2 separate regions of the Homo sapiens genome follow, and region 1 is linked to region 2. Evidence: chromatin loops called from intact Hi-C (ENCODE). Cell type or tissue: GM12878. All regions are shown on one strand. Links, peaks and the distances in the headings refer to the core of each region. The heading gives the core; the rest is flanking DNA.

Region 1 (5,375 bases), core at 225-5,224, 140 kb before region 2:
AAAATGGATTTATTTTTTCCTTTTTTTATTTTTTTGAGACGGAGTCTCACTCTGTCGTCTAGGCTGGAGTGCAGTGGCGCGATCTCAGCTCACTGCAACCTCCACCTCCCGGGTTCAAGCGATTCTCCTGCCTCAGCCTCCTGAGTAGCTGGGATTACAGGCGTGTGCCACCATGTCTGGCTAAGTTTTGTATTTTTAGTAGAGACGGGGTTTCACCATGTTGGTCAGGCTGGTCTTGAACTCCTGACCTCGTGATCCACCCGCCTCAGCCTCCCAAAGTGCTGGGATTACAGGCATGAAAAATGGATTTCTTATAGACAACATCTAGTTGGGTCACATCTTTGGATCCACTGAAACTCTATCTTTCAACTGCTGTCCTTAGACTATTGATGTTTAAAGAGATTATGGGTACATTTGGATTCATGTTGATTACATTTGTAACTGTTCTCTATTCTATGTGTGGGCCTTTTTGTTTTGTTTTGTGTTTGTCTTCCACTCTTCTTGCCTTCTTTGCTTTGAGTATTTTGTATAATTCAATTTGTCCCCTCTCTGCCTTCTCTTTTTCAAGATTCAGCTGAGGTGCACTTGGTCCCATGGGTCCTGTGTACCTTTGGGTCCTGGGTGTCTGTGTCGGCAGCACAGAGCTTGTCTGTGGACAGTCTTGCCTGACGGTTGCCCATTTCACCCGCAGCTCCTCCAGGGTGGTGGCCTTACATTCTCAAGTCTCTGACCCTGGCTCCTGGTCCTGGGATGACAAGGTCAGGCCTAGTCAATGCTGGTGGGACAGGACAGAACTATGTATATAGGGCGGCACTTGAATGAGCATTAACACAAACACACATTCATAGTACTAAAAGCATGTTTACATTGGAAAATAAAAAGCCCCAGAAGCTTTCTTGAGGGAAATCCCCTCTCCCCCACGCCGACTGCTGCACAGCTGAACTCCTCCATGACCAAAGGGGGCTCTTCCGGCCTTCCCTGCCCCACAGCCCTTCTCTAGATTCAGCCAATTCACCTCAGGGCCAGAGGCTCTGCCTGTCCCCTGGAGGAGTTCTTTGTCCAAAAGAAGGGCCTGAATGCTAAGATGAGGAGAGTACCCTCCTGGAGCACCCAGGAAGCCCAGGGGTCAGCACGCTATTGCGTCTGGCCCTTTCTCTGGGAGTAGGGGAGGAGGGCAGTTGATGTTGGCTGTGGAGCAAGTAGAAAGATGGCCAGAGCTTCAAAGGGAAAGCCATGGGCCTCAGGCCCACGTCATTGACTGGGGCAAGATAAGACCTCAGGGAGTCCAGGGCTCTGGGAAGGAATCTCCAGCAGAAGCTTCTTTCTGTTGTTATTGGAGGCTCAGGATGTGTGAGACCAGCCTCTGCCCTCCACAGGCTCACAGTCCAATGGAGGAGGTGGACATCCCATACACTGCGGGGTGAGAGCCCTAAGACGGCTGACATGAGGGCTTGAGGAATTCAGAGACCAGATCTTGAGAAAGCTCCAAAAATTAGGTGCAATAAGTTCTGCCTTGTCCCAGAAGAACTCAGCAGGCAGCCAAGCATGGGAAGACTTCCCAGGACCAGCAGGGCCCTGTGATGCGAGGAAACCTGGGAATCGGGTGTGATTTGGAGGTTGGGAGGAGGCTGGGGGATCATCTGGGGTCACATCTCACTGAGGATGGATGCCTTCCTGAAGATGAGATCTGACCTGGGAGACCAGCTGACCAGCTTCCCTCAGCTCTTGGGGTCCCTGCCTCCATGCTTGTCAGCTTTAATTTCCCATCAGTGCACGAAAACACACAACCATTCTCCCATGGGGTGGTATGAGAGACCAACTTAAAAAAGGAATCGTGGTGCTCACAGAGGTGGGAAGTGGGTGTGGGCAGAGGGGATTTACAGAGGATTTTGCAAGGGGCAGTGCCCACTGAGGGTGGGGATCAGGGCAGTGCCCAGAGGGAGGAGGTCCCTGAAAGGGGAATCAAATTGAGGGACCCTGAAACTGCACACCCTCCTTACTGTGGGGCCCAGCCCACCCTCTACCCACAGGAAGCTGGAGGGAGAATGACAATGAGGAAGCTCGCGCAGGTGCCTGGGGAGGAACAGCACCGTGAGACGGTGGCGGAGAGGAGGCCGCAGCCACTGAGGCCTTCTGGGAACCTGGGATCACATGTGGTCGCAACCACAGAGAGAGGTCTTAGGGTGGCCTTGTTCAGGAGAGGCCCATATGCATGTGCATGGTACCTCCTCAGGCCCAGGGGGGTAGCAAAGCAGAGAGAGAAGCCAGGGCTGACTCATGGGCAGAGAAACAGAAACATTGGGACAATTCACACACTCAACGTCACAACTAGTTGGTTTGACAAAACATGGGAAAGAAGAAGTGAAATTTGTTAACTGTATCGAGATCCATGCAGTTCACTTCAGGGGACAGTTTTGGTACCAAATTATCCTTATTATGCAAATTCCCTCCCCCAGCAGGTTCCAGTTGTGCCCGGGGACCCATGGCGGGTGCATCTGCTTCCCATAGTTCCGATTCACCGAGTTGCCAGGGCCCATCTGCTCAGCCCAGGCCCAGGGCCTGCGGCCAGGGAGGAGGGGGCGTGGGCAGGGGCCAGGCTGTTGCTCCAGGACCTGCAGGGCCACTCCTGGAGCTGGAAGGTGATGCAGCCTGCCTTGAGAAGCCCAGATCCCAGACGTGGACAGGAGACAGAGTTCTAGGGATGTCTGCCTTGTTCCTGTCTTGGCCATGTCAAAAAGCAGAAAAAGCAAGGGAGTATCCCCATGAGGCTCTTACCTTTCTCCTTAGAAAAGTGCAGCCAAGAACTTGGCCTTTCCAAAGCATCGGCCTCCATGAGGCCTGGGCTGCATTGCAGGGTCCTGTCTTCTTTGCCGGCTGCTCTCCAGAGCCCATCTCTGCCCACCCTTGCAGTCCACTGTCACCCACCACTTGAAGGTCATTGCCAGCATCCTAAACACTTGACTCAGTGGTCTCATCTCTGCCCCCTTCCTTATTGCATTGGCTTTGTTGAACCTATTTGTGGGCCTCTTCTTTTGAATTAAAAAAACAATTCTGAGATGCTGTCCCCAATGAGTTTTCCTATCTGGAAAAGCCCCTCTTATTTCCTTTGCCTAATTCCTCCTGCTTCTCCTCTCCCCACGCTCCCCAGAACCATCCCCTACCCTCCACCTCTTTCCTGAGGCGACATGTACCTGTCACAGCTCCCATTATAGTAGCCTATGCCTCATGACTCCCAAATGCATTGGCCATCCATGGGGACCCGGCTGTCCCACCCATGCTTACACAAAGCCAAGTTCCCCTCCTCCAATCCTCTGCCCATTTTCCCTTTTCTCAGTAATGGCTCATATAGGCTCTGAGACTGGGTTTCACCTCCTTACCTCTCGTCAAAGCACAATAGATTTAATTATCTTAAAAAGATGTTATGCAACAAATATTTATTGAGCATCTAATATGTTCCAGGTACTCTTTTTGACACTGAGGATATGGCATTAAATAAATACAAAAAATCCCTGCTCTTGGAGCCTGCGTTCTAGTGGCAGAGTCCAGTCCTCTCTTCTCTGCTTCTCTCCTCTCCTGACTTCTGCTGGTTAGTGTCAGCATCCTTGCTGTGGGTAAAGCCTCTCTTCTGCCTGGATGGCATGGCCCCCTTCACTGTCTCCAGAGTTCTCATTGCATCACCCCCTCCCCCTCACCTCCTAAGACTCCTGGATGCCTCCCTATCCACCTGTTCAAACTCCTCCTATCCTCAGTCTACATTTCTGAATTTATCTCCTATTTTTTTCCCCTTGAGTACTCTTTCCCAGACAAACAGGGCTATTGCTGTTGGACTTCTGGTTCTGACATACAACAGATTTCATTCACATTTGTTCTGTCTTGAATGCCCTTCTTACACCCCCAATCCTCTGCTTCCAACATCAAAATCCCAATCATTCCGAAAAGCTGGGATCAGACAAGATCTCTTCCAGGAAGCCTTCTGTAATCCTCAAGTGAGAAGTGATGTTTCCTTCCACTGGGCTTTTACAGCACTTTAGAGCGCTTTTCATTGCACCTTGTTTTGTAATCACCTTTGTGCTGGGTCATTTCTCCCTGTGCTTTCTAGAGTGCAGGCACAGGAGTCAGGTGCTCAGGGACAAGTGCTGGTCCTAGTATTTCCAGCTGTGTGACCCCAGGCAGGTTACTCAGCTTTTCCAAGCTTCGAAGTCCTCATCTGCAGAACTGGAGGTGACAATGGTACTTGTAGAGACAGACAGGGAGTACACATGGCACAAGCAGGTGGTTACAGCGCCCAACCCCTGTGATGCTGTGAGCCTTGATCCCAGCACATAGCCAGGCACTGAAGGCTGAGGAGCGATGTGATGTGAGTGGGTCAAGTCATTATGTGATGTCAGGAGTGTCTCTTTTATCAAGAAGATATTGATTTACTTTATTTCCAACTTCCCAGTCTCTGCTTTGCAGCTCAAGTTATTCAACAAACCAATGAAGGATCTTAAGATTAAGAAGAGCCAGAGACAAGATGCAGTGCAGAGAGAACAGAATGGAGTCAAAAGTCAAATGTGTCAATGTGTGTTGGGGGCAGGGACACAGAGGGGGCACTGTCTAATTGGGGGAAATGTCCCTGCTCTTGTCCTTGGTCTTGAGTTTATTGGTTGTAATTGTACTCATCTTTGACTAGATACCTCTAGGCTCCCTGATATTTTTCAGAGCTCTCCCAGTCCACTGATGCTTAGCTTAGCTTGTGTTTTCAGCTCTCTGAAACATCCTTTCATTGCTCAGACTCTGTTTGGCTCTCATTTCTTTTCCTGGTCCTTCTGCCCTTCTGTTTCTAGTTCAGATTCATGCATTCTCCTTTCAGAGACCAGCTCTCCAGCAGCATCAGCCACATTGCATGCTCTGTGGGGCTGGAGGGGACCAGAGCTGTCCAAAAACCCCCAACCCCACCTCCTCACTCTGTGCCTGCCCTGGCATATGCCCTCGAGATGCCTCTGAATTCTCTGAAGTGAAAGAGCCTGCTCCCCTAGGTGGAGGTTGGGAAACTTGACATGCAATTTGTGGGTGAGTTTGGTTGAGGAGGCAGCCAAGGGAAAACCCTCTGAAAGCAGGTTTTCACCCGCATCTTTCTCCTCCCCTCCCTGGAATTCAGAAGCTATGGGATTGCCAAACCCTGTCATTCCCACGTATCAAATCCCACATCCTCCCTGGAGGAAGCACTGCCGAGATGGAACAGGAGCCAAGAGAAGAATGGGCTTGAGGGGCCTGGGCCCATCCTGCCTCTGCAGCACTGGACTCTGGGTGCTCTGTGGAGCCCTGAGATGCAGTTCTTTCACTTTACGATGGGGCACATATCATCTTCCCCAGGCTCACCCAGAACATGCCCA
Region 2 (5,375 bases), core at 318-5,317:
GACATGAGTTTTCTCCCTCCAATCTGAAGACTACTCTGGATTTAGTGTGAGGGAAACCAGACTTGTCTAGAGTATAGACAACAAATTCTCCCCCATTGTGAATGTGGTTCTCTCTCCCACATTGTCTGTGTCCAGCTGGTGAAGACTCCAGCTCTCCCAACCCACAGCTGCACACATTTGAGGTTTTACTGTTTAACCATTTCACATCCACAAGCTATACTGGTGCAGTTTAGACCACGCCTAACTAAATAAATGAAAGGAGAGATTTTGAGTAGCACCCAAAGACCTGTTCCATGGTGCATGGTTAGGAACAGGGATACAGATCTCTCCTGAGTAAAGTAACTTATTTAGACACAGTTCTAAATAATTAGAACCAACTTCTAAAATAATTCAGGGTTTACAGGCACAAAGGCTAGTCATTTAAACACACTGCACCCATTCTCAGAAGTGGATTCTGAACAAGTCTGTAGCTCAGGACAGTTCACAGAAAGGGCTCCTTAGTAGCACAGGCAGCACAATGGAAATGCTTCTCTTACTTAACTCAGAGTTCATTTTTAGCACACCCAGACGGCCCAACTCGTTATACATTTATTACTCTGTAATGCACTTGGCAACACACACGATGCCCATAGCTGTCCATACCAGGGAGCTCACACTGCTTCAATCAGACCTGTCTCATCCCCTCAGCAGCCCCATTAAGTCAAAGAGTAAATTATTAATAATGCTGACTAAAATCAAAGCTCCAAATGATGCAAATAAAATTAACCAACATGAACTGGAGAAACAGAAGTATATAAGAGAGCAGAGAGAAGCCTGTTACCCTCCCCTCCCAGAATGTGTCTTAAAAGTTATCATTAGGTATTGCAATGTGGTATCCAATGAGGAGTGAATTACTAAAAAAGCGTACTTATTTAAGAAGGGAGCCCAGGAAATTTGTTAAATTACTATGTAGTAAATAGCATGAGCAGACCATGATATTCAGGCAAAGTAGAGTATTCTGTAAAGAATACTGCTTTCTTGGTCTTCCTACTGCTGTTATAATAACAAAGGAAAGCTCGATCCAAAAGCTTTTCAATTTGGTCAAATAAAACCAAGGAGTCCTGACTTAGAGAATCTCTTTCCAAAGATGAATGGTAGATGTGAGATTCCTTGGGAGCCTGCGTCCTACAGCAGCCTGGGAAATCCCTGCTCTCCAGCAGTAGCAGGTGCTCACGGTCATTTCCGGGAGAACACAGGGCATGGCAGGAAGGGGGGTCATCAGGAAGCTTCCCAGCACCTCTTAATGATGAGACCACTGCCTGACTTTGGAGGTCAGCCTTTTGCCTGGTTCAGACTTCTAGGAGGCTTTGTACCATGAAGAGCTCAAAACCAATGTTGAGTTTTAGTGCCTTCTCACTAGGTGAGAATGAAGAAGTGTCTTCTAGAGGCAACACTCACCAGTTGTTATAGGATTCCATCTGCTGGGCCAGCAGGGGTCCCAAGCTGGGCCAGTTGGGCCCTTCCCTGGACTTTACTGGGTGCTTCTGGAAGAGGGCTCATCATTGCCTTGAGTGATGGAGCTGCAGAACTTCAGGCCTGAGCTGTCCTGTTCTCTTCAGCAGGGCAAAATTTAGGCCAATGGAAAAAATAATAGTCTGAGCTCCTGGAGTTAGGAGAGAAAAAGAGAGGAAGGCAGTTTTCCCCTCTTAGGCCTCCTCCACCCTCGTCACTCTTCATCTTGGCCTTCGAATCTGTGAACTACCCAAATGTCTTTTAAATAAATCATCAAGTGTTGTTCATGCTGATTTGAATTGAGATTCTGTATCTGGCAACTGAGGCCACCTTAAAAATGTGATAAAAGAAAAAAATAGAAAACACACAAAAACAAAATAGATAAATAAATCTAAGACGTGAGTATTTGAAGAAATAAATGACATGGACAAATCCTGGAAATGAATATAGAAGTAAAGAGAAGTAAAGTGTATATCAGAAGGTTTTTATGATTCCAAAATTTTGGGCCAATATACGAAATCTTAAAGGAAACAACAGATATGAAACATAAAAATAAGAGACTTCTACCAAACAAGTATAATATACCTAATAGAAATAAAATTCAAAAAAAACCAAACAGAAATGGTTTAAGTATGACAGAAAATTAATAGGTATTCTCACTGAAAAATGGCAAGAAAAAAACCAGCACTCCAATAGAAAGTTGATCATAATTAATGAACAGAGAGTTCACACAAATTGATTAAACATATTAAGTTTGAAAGCTAAAAAACAAAACAAAATGCAGGTACAAATTAATACCACCTTTTAACCAAATAATACAAGAGGAGTGATAATGGTAGATTTATGCTGCTGTTGGTAAATTCATAGTTTTTTTTTTGTTTGTTTTTTTGGTGGCAGGATATATTGACATTACTCTTTTGGAAAACAATTAAAAATTCTCAGCAAGGTTGCTAAAAATCTGAATATCCCTGGTCCAGTTAGTCCTATTCTTTGCAGCATATCATAAAATATAAATTAAAAGATATTATAAGAACTTAAGAAATATGTTGGGAGGCTTTTGGTCACCAAGAATGGAAATTGAATTTAAATAAACTTAGGCGAAAAAGGACTCTAATTTTCCAAATAACTGTGAAGGCCAGGGTACAAATAGCCTTGTAGCTTTGGGTGAGACTTCAGACAGCTGCTGTGGTCTGTCCCTCTGTGTTACTTTCCTATTGATGCATAACAAATTATCATGAAATTAGTGGCTTCAAACAATTCCCAGTTATCACCTCACAATTCTGTGGGTAGAAGGCTGGTTACAACGTGACTGGGCTTTCTGCTTAGGGTCTCCTGAGGCTGAAATTGAGATGCTCACTGGGCTGAGTCCTCAATCCGGAAGCTCTGGGAAAGAACCGCCTTCTCAGATCATTCAGGTTATTGGAAGATTCAGTTCCTCTGAGTTGTAAGGCTGGGCCCTGTTTCCTCATTGGCTCTCAGCAGGGACTGCTGTCAGCTCACACTGCTGCCCATGTTCCTTGCCAGGTGGTCCCCTCCATGTTCAAAGCCAGCCACAGAGAATCTCCCTCACGTCTTATCTCTCTCATGCTTTGAGCATCTCACTTCCCATCTCTGACCACTAGAGACGGATGAAAAGGGCTCTTGTTCAACAAGATGATATCTCTCTTGATTAACTCAAAGTCAACTGATTACTGACCTTAATTCCATCTGCAAAACCCCATTTGCCATGAACTGTAATATAAGCACAGGAGTGGTTATCTCAACACATTCAACAGGTTCTGCTCACACCCAAGGGGAGGAGACTATACAAGGGTGAGGGTCACTGGGGCTGTCTGAGAATTCTGCCCACCACAGTCTCCATAGCCCACTCTGCCATGCTCTTTAGATTGACTGTTTTTCCATAGAATGAGCACAATGCAAGCTCTAGGCTCGCATTGGGGTGCATCAATCACCCAGTCCACAGAGTTATCCTGGTAAGGACTTTGAGATGCTTTCCTGTGCCATGTGGTCAAGAAGAGGTAAAATTAAGAGTTAACCTCACTACTTTATGAAAATGCAAATTGAACATCGATATATAATTTAATGTCTATGACATGAGTAAAAATTTTTTAATTAAAAAACCTGAAACTTGTCTAAATGATATGGGAAATGTATCAGCTCCAATTTTAAAAGCTGAGAGCAGATGCCAGGGGCAGGATCCAGTGAATGGATCGGCAGTGAAATGAATGGCTCAGTTTCTCTCTACTTTTGTGGTCTGCCTTCTGCAGTGCCGGCCTGGTGGACTGCACTTGGTGGACCTTGGATCATCTCAGCCCTCACATCCAGACCTTGTATTCTCATGCCCTACCATTCAGAGAAAAGGATGATGTTTGCCCTTGAAGGTCTCCCACAAGACAAACTTCTTTTTCTCCAAGGCCCTAGCAAATATCCTTGCCTCTGATTGGATCCTAACCCTGTACAGGCCAAGGTAGTGTGATACCAGGATGGGTGTCAGCCCTCATGGCCACTCCTAAGCTGGTGGAGGAGTCAGTACCAATCATATCTCAGCTCAGAGATTTCTGAAAGAAATTCCAGCAGAGGTGAAGGCTGAAGAGTACATGAGGGATGCCCAGTAGAGGAAACCAGCATGTGCAGGACAGAAAAAAGTTACACAGTTTTATGTAGAGCCTAACAGGGGAGGATTGCAAGCATCTTAAGGCAGTGAGACTCCTGGGATGGAATGCCAGGCAGTGCAGACTGCCCTTCTGGGGACACACATCTCACACAGACAAATCCTGCTCTGGTCTGGTCTCCTTCAAACCTTGCCTGTCCCCTGTAAAGTATGCGCTCTTGCCCTTTCCCGCATTTCAAATGAGGAAAGAAGGCTGGTCCCTCTCTGGTACCCAGCAGTAGTGCTCATGGCAGCTGCTTGTTCATGGCTCCTGAGTCTCCCTGCACCTGCTATGTGTGTTTGCACAGCTCTAAACCACACTTGCCCCATGGAACAGCCCTCCTAACTGTCTTTCCAGTAGGTGGGAATTTCACTTCCTTATTTCCAGGCATAAATTATTGCAGATGCAAAATTGCGACCTTGTTTTAGACACAAGTGTTAAAAATATAGCTCTTAGATATTCAACAATACTTTTTATCCTCTCCTTTGAGCAGGAGGTGGCCTGAACTCAACTTGTTGGCCAATGAGGCCCTTGGCTTAGCAGAGCATGAATTTTGAGAGAGAGGTGGAAGGAGGTCAGTCTCTGGAGCACGTCATGAAGGTGGCATTTTGCTGCTGTTCCTCCTTTCATCCTATTCCTTAAGAATAACTACAATCTAAGATACTAGGCCCTATGGGGCACTGGAAGGGCCAATTGCCCACCATCCATCTTGCAAGGTAGTGGACACATAGGGTTACCTGGCACACCTCTGCCAGACAGGGCTGCTACATAATTTGTAGGGCCCAGTGCAAACTGAAATTAGGGGGTCCCTTGCTCAAATGGCAGGAAAAACATTTCTTCCTTCTTTCTGGGTCTCTCTCTTGTCATGGTGTTTTTTACTTGCTATTTAATGTCACATCCCTTGGACACAGGAATACTCATGGGGAGATTGCAGACACTCACAGGTACCCAGGGCCCTGTTCACAACTGTGTAGGCCCAACCATTCCCATGCACAGGCTCAGGTCCCCTCCCAGCAGATGGCAGTGGTTGCTGGGGGTTGCTTGGGCAGGTAGCTGAGAACCCATCCCTGGGAGGGGGAGGCACCTGGAAGGGAGCCCCACATGAGCAGAGTCTCCGAGTCCCCAATGCATGCTCCATTGCTTCGTCAGACTTTACGGACAAAACACAAATTCAAGGTAAATTTATTCACAGTTTCAAGACTGCAACCACAGAGCATTAACTGTAAAACCCTG

Evidence for each region. Peaks named below come from ENCODE experiments on the same cell type or tissue, not always from the same donor. Only the 100,000 strongest peaks of a DNase experiment are listed, where the experiment ranks them.
Region 1: a loop joins it to region 2, with 5 times the contacts of the local background. A loop is called at or near these places in 2 of 110 quality-filtered maps.

Annotation. Positions count from the first base shown.
Region 1 is chr7:50,407,101-50,412,475 of GRCh38, reverse strand. No RefSeq gene overlaps it. Among named protein-coding and RNA genes, the nearest start is that of FIGNL1, 41 kb to the left of the region's middle. RefSeq lists enhancers at 825-904, 1,405-1,464, 2,140-2,640. In GM12878, for the core only: no CTCF peak of the experiment used is centred there; a DNase peak (open chromatin) is centred at 2,285; H3K27ac peaks cover 2,345 bases.
Region 2 is chr7:50,268,290-50,273,664 of GRCh38, reverse strand. No RefSeq gene overlaps it. Among named protein-coding and RNA genes, the nearest start is that of IKZF1, 34 kb to the left of the region's middle. RefSeq lists an enhancer at 3,133-3,192. In GM12878, for the core only: a CTCF peak has its summit at 5,151 (motif pointing right); DNase peaks (open chromatin) are centred at 684, 2,834 and 5,302; H3K4me3 peaks cover 137 bases; H3K27ac peaks cover 1,983 bases.